Linked DNA regions of Homo sapiens: regions 1 and 2 are each linked to region 3. A link is a contact called in ENCODE Hi-C data. All regions are on one chromosome and are shown on one strand. Each heading gives the region's core, a stretch centred on a gene start or an enhancer-like site at or near the end of the contact. The rest is flanking DNA. Distances are from core to core; before and after follow the strand shown.

Region 1 (2,700 bases), core at 155-2,654, 3.4 Mb after region 3:
AAAGACCTTAAACTATCTTCTCTTTCCTACATTTTTGATAAACATTAATAACAGTAAAGAAACCAGGCGCAGTGGGATTACAGTCCTGAGGCCGAGGCGGGAGGATCACTTGAGGCAAGGAGTTTGAGACCAGCCTGGCCAACATGGTGAAACCCCGCCTCTACTAAAAATACAAAATTAGCTGGGCATGGTGGGGCGCCTGTAATCCCAGCTACTTGGAAAGCTGAGACACGAGAATTGCTTGAACCCGGGAGGCAGAGGTTGTAGTGAGCGAGATCACTACGTCACTGGACTCCAGCCTGGGCGACAGAGTGAGACTCCGTCTCAAAAAAAAAGGAAAAAAAAAAAACAGTAAAGAAAGCCTGTAGTAGATTATCAATTTCTGAAACAGTCCCAAGGCAAATTCAATTGAGAACTCGTTCCACGAGTTCATTGCTTAAGAAAAACAGCGCTTGTGTTTAATCTTTTGGATTAAAAAAAAAATCAGAGCCTACGTCCTACAGTTTTAGTAAAACTGGGCTGAGCAACTGGAAAAAGCCAATGCTCAATCACAGTATTAAAATACAGAAAACTTTGCGGAAAAAAAATAAAGGAAGTCGGGGGGCGGGGTGGGGGGGGAATGCGTTCGCCTCACATGACCACGATGAGCTGTTCTTGCTCCGGTTCTAATTTGAGCTACTCTCTGGATTTTGGGGAAGGCCCACTTTTACACATTCACTCATGAAAAGGGAGCGCACACAAATCCGGCCACGTCACCAGCTGTTGCGCGCGAAGGCAGCTTGGCGGCGTCGGTGCTGGTTCCGGAGGGCGCTCAGCGGGAAGAACCGGGACACAGAAACGGGGGCAGGGAAGCAAAGGGGGAACAAGAAAAGTGGAAGCGATGTCCCCAAAGCAGGTTCCCTTTCCTCCTAAACTTTTTGGCTCTCAGACAAATCCTAAAAGTCCCTCGTCGCAGCATACAAAGTTGTGGGTAAATCCAGCGCAGTGGGGGGCGCACGGCCTTACCTGTGCCATGGCGACTACTCAGGTCAGGGGAAGGTGAAGCAGGACTGCAAAAGAGAAGAAACCTCGGGCTTAGCGCGCCATTTGCAACTCGTGCCCTCCCCAAGCGCAGGTCCGCGGGGACCCGGCGGCGCTCAGACAGCCCGGAGGGCCCCGCCACGGGGCCGACCCGCCCTCTCGCAGCTACCGGGACAGCTCTCGGCCGAGCGTCCGCGCGAATCCAGTGCCCCGCGACCACGCTCTCCTCTCCAGAAGGAGCCCCCTCCCCGGGCTGCGACCACTCACCCAGACTGTGGGACCCAAGTGCCCCGAAACCCCGGGAGAGCGGCGGAGAGCCGGGCGACGGTACGCGGGGCGACGCCGAGATGCAGACGCTGAAGGATCCGGCAGCTGCACCTAGACTGATCCAAGCAACGGAAACGCCAGCGGCCCCACCCCGGCCCTGCCCGGCTTGGCCCGTCCCACCCCCGCCAGGGCCCCAACCGCAGGCCGGCCGCGCCAGCCGGGCCCGCCCCTGCCCCGGCCTCAGCGCGCCTGCGTGGGTCGCGGCTCGTCCCAGTTGGTCTCCCGCGGCGCGGACTGTCCCGCTGGTCTCGCGGGCCTGGGTGGGGAGCGGCCGCAGAGCTGCTGGAACCAGGAGGAGGCGCCGCTCCCCCGAGGGCCCCGGAGACCTCTTGTCCTCGCGCCGCGGGAAGGGCCTGGGGAGCTGTCCAGGGCTCGGGGTTTTGGAGGTGCTTGAGCCTCCCTGCCCTCTGTGACCGCAGGAACCGTAGCCTCACTTGGGTGCTCAACATAGTGCGTGGGCGTCTTTTTGGAGGCGAGACAAAATCATCGCAGCTAAGGACAGCGCGCCTTTGTCGATGGGATAGAAAAAACGTGAAAGGAGGGCCGTTTCCCAAGTTGTTTTTGTTTCTGTTTTGTTTTGTTGTTTTGTTGTTGTTTTAATGCCTATTATTGCTTCCTAGATGGCCCTCTCTTAAATGTACAGCCTTCTAGTAGCGTATGTGGGCTATTTGAAAACCTCTGCTTCCAATCAGTTTCTGTTTTCAAAACTAGCCTAGAACTTTAATATGACTTAAATTTGAGCAATGCCTCATATTGGTTCAACATAAAATATATGAGTATATGAGAGAGAGGGGGAGGGAGGGAGAATCTACAGCGTATTGTACTAGCATGGTGCTGTGTTCTGTGAAAGGGCTTTATATGCAAAGCAGCCCCCAAACGCGAAGGAGTCAAGAAACCAAAGAACGAGACAGACAAATCCAGTCTGTAGGTAATAGGGGTGCTATTGGAGGATGTGGTAGACAGAAGCGTGGCCTTGGGCGGCGGCAAGCAGATAAATTTCTGCACTGTTACTCCCCAGACCCTGGCCTTATATACCGTAAGGAAAGAGTATACTGCTCTGTGCAAGACAATTAAAGGCAGCCCTCCGGAACAGGTGAGAATGCCGTATGCTTCATAGCCTACAATGTGGGCAATAGCATCAAGGTTGACATGTTCTTATGCTAAGGACAGTTTAAAAAAAAAATCCTAGGAATCAGGAGGTATTCATGGGACTGGGGTTATTAAAGGTCAACATGGCGGATTAGCATCCGGGATATAATCACTTTTGTCTCCATATGCTGGAAAAGGAAAAGTAGAAGACACAGGGACCTTCTCAGACTTACTGGTGTGGGGAGGGAAGGTGCCAGGGCAGAG
Region 2 (2,700 bases), core at 129-2,628, 3.5 Mb after region 3:
CTCATCTCATCTCAGTTTTTGCATATGTTACTCTTTCTGCTTGAAACACTTTTCCTCTCCAGATGGCATCAAGGGTGCTCCTGCTCAACACCAAAGATTTACTTTACTTTAATGTCACCGCTACAAAGTCACCTGTTCCTGCAACTACCCCTATTAAGATAGCATTCCTATTCTCAGAGAGCACTTAACACTGTATGAAATTGTTCTATTTGTTTAGGGTTTTTTGCCTTTTCCAAAAAGAATATAAATTCCTTGAAAGGATCTTGTCTACCCTGTTTCTCCAGCACTTAAATTATTCTTGGACAGAGTAGGCCCTCTTCAAGTATTTATTGAGTACATGGATTGCAAGTGGTACAAAGTGAGACTAAAATGTATCACTGGTAGAAAAAACTTGTGAGAAGCTACCAAAGAAGCCAGAGAAAGACTGCGTAGGAGTTACAGTGCCTACCACCTCTAAAGCAAAAGGAAACAAAATAATAATATGCAAACACTTAAATAGTGCTTATTCCATGCCAGGCACTGTTCTAAACATTTTATGTATATATTAACTCATTTTTATTCCTCAGAATAAATAGGTTTCTCACTTCCCCTGCTTTGTTTTTGTTTTTGTTTTTTTTTTGCCGGTGAGTAATGTGAAGCACACAGGTTAACTTGCCCAGGGTTATAGTAGTTAATGATAGCCTTAAAATTTGAACCCTGGCAGTGAACACTTTTTAAAACTACTATTTGATACTGCCTCTCCAAAAAAGCTGAGTGGTTGGCAGCATGGCCCCGCTAAGGCTTCTCTGTGACCGTAAAAAAAAGTCTATCGACTTAAAATAACTGGAGAGGGGATAAGAAATAAACGGTGCATTTACTTTCAGTCCACAGTAGTAGTAACATCGTTAGTTACTACGTGCGAACATTCTCCATTCTCATCAACTTCTCAGATCCCACAAGATTTCACCTTTGGCCACAAAAACATCCCATTTCACCAATTTATCTTTCTCCCCCAACCCTTATGCCGCCTCATTCCAGTGTTTGTTCATTTAATCTGCTCCAAATCCTGCATCTGCGGCTTTCCAGGGACCAATGTCAACTCATCTGTGAAATTGCAGAAGTACATGTCTAGTCTCCACCCCGTGAGAGGACTGAGCAAAGGGTGAAGTGTGCGAGCGGTCTACTGATAATAATTTCTATCACTCTCATGGTTATTTTAAGTATCCTTTTCTCCTCTGCACTTTATGAGAAAAGAAACGGAACTTCACGTTCAGAAACGGCCTCCCAAAGCCGCAATGGCTTCTCGCAGCTCGCTGGCCTTCCCCAATCACGCTTTGAGTCTGCGCAGTAGCTGCAGCCCAAGCCATTTCCCATTTTTCCGCCGCCGCGCCTTGATGACGTAATTTTCCTGCGCCTCGGGGCGAGCAGCGGCGCGCAAGGAAAGATCGGGTTCCGTTTTTCCCGCGGATTCTGGTGCCTGTGGGGCCGGTGACCCAACACCATGAAGGAAACGCCACTCTCAAACTGCGAACGCCGCTTCCTACTCCGTGCCATCGAAGAGAAGAAGGTATGGTTTGGTGCCCGCAGAATTGCGCGCTGCGTGGGCGCTCGGGTCTCAAGGTGTGGACTGATACCTGGCCCGCCTGGGCCCGGGGAGCTACTAGGGGAACGACCGGCACGTTCACCCCATCCCTCAGGCTTTATTTATTTTTTTTCGACAGGTTCTTTTCAAGGCTCCAGTCACCGCAGCAGTTGTCCATGCTGTAGTTTCCACTTTCCTGTATGGGCGGGCTGGTTAGGATTCCACTTTCCCCCAAGTGCTTAGCCCAGGGCCAGACAAAAAGTAGTTGCTTAAGAAATACTTGTTGAAGGAATAAATTAATGAATGAATTTGTGCTTACAGCGGCTGGATGGCAGACAAACCTATGATTATAGGAACATCAGGATCTCATTTGGAACAGATTACGGATGCTGCATTGTGGAACTTGGAAAAACAAGGTAACAGGATTTAAATGAGATACACATTCGGAAGGGAGAAGTTTGAAAAAAGACCTTATTGACTTGGTTGTTTATAAAGCAGCTAAGAAGTCTGGACAGTATTCTTTGTTTAGCTGACAAAAATAAGTATTTTTTTATGCGAGATTTTTTGCTTTTGTGGTCACACTTGAACTTTTTAATCATAAACGTATTTTCTGTCACGTATCACATAGTTCTTTTCTGACTTCTATAAATCGTATAGACAACTAGTAGTGATCATATGGAATTTGTTTCTCACACTAATATAGAGATCTTGAGCATCTTGTCATTAAGTGTACATCCTGCTTTCTTTTTCCTGAGTGACATGAAAATTAGGTTTTCAGATATTCATTTGAAAGTTGTGAGGCTATTTGGTCACATAATGGTGGTGAACTATGCCATGTGAAAACCTTTAAGAAATCTCAGGTTTTCATGCCATCTTGTATCAATAAATACTTGCTTTAGAGGTAAAGGTCACTGATTTTTAAAACAATCTGTGGAATAGTAAACATTGTAATAAGAAGAGAGGTGTTTTTTCTGTCGTGTTTTTAGTTGTACCAATTTATGTTTTATTTCTGTGTATATTATACTTTACATATAATTTTTATCTCCTATGATTTATTTGGCTGAGTATGATATTACTCACATTAAGATTGAAACTTGTTATCTGTTTCAGTTTTTTGTTTTGGAAGGAGAGTCTATTTG
Region 3 (2,700 bases), core at 68-2,567:
CCAAGTGGTGGCACACGCCTAGCAGGAGGCTCGCTTGAGCCTAGGAGGTGGAGGTTGCACTGAGCCAAGATCATGCCACTGCACTCCAGGCTAGGCAACAGAGCAAGAATGTTTCTAAATAAATAAATACATAAAATAAAATCCTTAAGCCAATCTTCATTTACCAACCAATTTTTAATTCTTTTATTTGTTACCACATTGTCTCTCCTGAATATCCAAAGGCTCAAAGCCTTGGTTTGAATGCAGCTAAATTCATTGGGTTTGATCTCAAGTCAAACTTAGAAATACTGTCATCTCAGCCACAAATTTCACACTAAAGTAGATAGAAACCACTACTAAATCACTACTTTGTCTTAAAATGAAAGTATAATAGACTGTAAGGTTATAATTGCTTTTTTAAGTTAAACTTTGTTTTACATTTACAGAAAATTTGCAAAAATGGAGTCCCCACACCCCCTTCATCCAATTTCCCCTACCATTAATATCTTACAATACCATGGTATATCTGTCACAATAAAGAAATCGGTATTGGCACTATTACCTAAATTCCACACTTTGTTCAGATTCGCTAGTTTTCCATTAATGTCCTTTTTCTGCTGGAGATCCCAGCCAGGATACCACATTACATTTAATCATTATGCATCATTTTCTCTGGCATAATAGTTTCTCAGACTTTTCTTGTTTTTGAGTAGTGATTAGGTAATTTGTAAAATGCTAACCAGCGATCTCAGCTCACCATAACTTCCGCCTCTCGGGCTCAAGAGATTCTCCCACCTCAACCTCCCGAGTAGCCGGGACTACAGGCGTTCACCACCACACCAGGCTAATTTTTGTATTTTTAGTAGAAACGGGGTTTCGCCATGTTAGCCAGGCTGGTCTCCAACTCCTAACCTCAAGTGATCCGCCCGCCTCGGCCTCCCAAAGTGCTGGGATCACAGACGTGAGCCACCGCGTTCGGCCCCTTTTTCTAATATTGTCTAAAATAAGTATCCTAAACAGGAAATACCAAAAAAATCCCCCTCGCTTTCGTGACCTACACCGGTAAGCGTCAGGATCTTTCGCTATGCGAGAACCTTTTGGCTCTCGTATGTGCGCATGCGTCTGGATCCGGAGCCAGGTGACCCGCTCAGACGTGGACCATGTGCGGGGGAGGGGGGAAAGGAGCCGCGAAGGGGGTGGTAGACGGAACAGGTGGAGCCGCGGCGGGGCTAGGCGGGGCGGGGAGTGAAACAGCATAGGCTCCGCCCCTCGCGGCGCTTCCCCCGGAATAGCGTCATCAGTTCTATAAGAGAGCGTGTGCCGAAGGCCTCGGCCTTTCACATTCGGGAAGCGTCGGGATTAGGTGAAAGTACGTAGTTGTCTTTCGTAAGTTAAAATGATAATTGGGCCGAAACTTACTGCCTTACCTAAAAGGCAGCGCAGTCAGGATATTGGTAGGTCGGGGGCGGCTTTGGAAACCCTTAAGTTTACAAGCATGCGCGGACTTGAGTGCTCATTAGGTCGCCGGGCGTCCACGTGCAGCCCTGGACCCTGAACCCCGGCGTGCGTGGGCCGTGGGCCCTCGGGGAAAGGTTCCGTGCACTCGGGGACTCCGGTGAAGCCTGTTCAGCCGTCTGTGTCATGTGGCCATCTTGAGTCTACTCTGTCGCTCTTGTGCCCTAGCACCCCGAGAACCGTCAGTTTGAGCCAGATGGTGAGTAATAACCTGTAGCAGTTTGGTTGCTGGTTAATTCTGGATTGTGAATCTCCATGTATCTTTGGGACCTGTCAGCCGTGGCAGTCTCCCTTCCTAGCCATGGAAGAGCATATCCTTGTTTATTGGCAAAGCTGTCACCATTTAATTGGTATCAGATTCTGACTTGCACAAGTAACATTCACTGTTAAAAACCTAGAGGGTGCCGGGTTATTGGGCAAAATTTCTAAACCGTTGTTCAATGTTTCTAGGAAGCTGAGCTGAACACATTACGATGGATGATGGAAACATAAGGTACATTTCTTTTTTGATATTTCTGAGTTAATCTGAAACGCCTTAGCGGCAGGACGTTGGAAAGCTAAAGTTGGCCCGTTTTGCTGGCTTTTGTAGTTTGAGTTAACAACCAACTGAATTAGCTGATAAGATCTCAAAACAGTGAGGTAAGTACACAGCTCGGAGTTTTATAATGCTTTTTTTCTCTTGCAGACTATCAAGAAATCCAAGTGGTAATGGGCGAAGTTTATTCAGCATCCGGCAATGGACTTATCGTAGTTGGGGAAACGGGTGTTCCGAATAATATCCTGGAAGTTATCAGGACACCTATTTTAAATATAGGCCTGAATTTTGTAAAGTAATATTTAAGGTGGTCCGTGATAATTAAATAAAATGCTTAATTCATGTGGCTACTCATTGTTCCTTGACTGAGTGATTAATAGACGGAAAGGTAGTTAATAGCATAATACCTCCTATTTAGTGTTACACGCTCATGTGGAAGTAGTGTGAGTACAGTTCTAAGGTAATTGCAGCCTTTGTGAAAAATGTAAAATATAAAAATTACCAGGCTACCCCCAAGGGAGACAGCAGACTCTTTTTAAACCATACAAAAATTTAAGGCAGTTATACAAGGTGGAAAATTATGTATTTATTTACACAAATATGCACAGAACACTTGTATCTTTCAAAAGTCACACTTAAGACATAGTAAAAGCATGTTGTATGAACCATGT

Evidence for each region. A loop is a pair of places that touch in the nucleus more often than their neighbours do. Pooled maps may share reads with other maps.
Region 1: a loop to region 3 is called in a pooled map, with 25 times the contacts of the local background. The contact joins the promoter of ANXA5 here to the promoter of SNHG8 in region 3. A Hi-C loop is called at or near these places in 1 of 37 single-sample maps with no recorded cell type and 14 of 50 pooled maps.
Region 2: a loop to region 3 is called in a map of naive thymus-derived CD4-positive, alpha-beta T cell, with 18 times the contacts of the local background. The contact joins the promoter of EXOSC9 here to the promoter of SNHG8 in region 3. A Hi-C loop is called at or near these places in 2 of 168 maps with a recorded cell type or tissue (both naive thymus-derived CD4-positive, alpha-beta T cell), 1 of 37 single-sample maps with no recorded cell type and 10 of 50 pooled maps.

Annotation. Positions count from the first base shown.
Region 1 is chr4:121,695,576-121,698,275 of GRCh38, forward strand. It overlaps ANXA5 (annexin A5), which reads right to left and starts at 1,405. Exons shown (of 13, transcript NM_001154.4): 1 at 1,288-1,405; 2 at 1,006-1,049. The coding sequence starts at 1,014. RefSeq lists a silencer at 1,354-1,773.
Region 2 is chr4:121,799,945-121,802,644 of GRCh38, forward strand. EXOSC9 (exosome component 9) reads left to right here and starts at 1,379. Exons shown (of 12, transcript NM_005033.3): 1 at 1,379-1,546; 2 at 1,883-1,977. The coding sequence starts at 1,481. RefSeq lists enhancers at 568-1,371, 1,180-1,449.
Region 3 is chr4:118,277,445-118,280,144 of GRCh38, forward strand. It overlaps SNHG8 (small nucleolar RNA host gene 8), which reads left to right and starts at 1,318. Exons shown (of 3, transcript NR_034011.1): 1 at 1,318-1,348; 2 at 1,945-1,987; 3 at 2,180-2,379. It overlaps SNORA24 (small nucleolar RNA, H/ACA box 24), which reads left to right and starts at 1,746; the gene lies at 1,746-1,876. It overlaps PRSS12 (serine protease 12), which reads right to left. Exons shown (of 13, transcript NM_003619.4): 13 at 2,594-2,700. RefSeq lists an enhancer at 846-1,025 and a silencer at 1,096-1,145.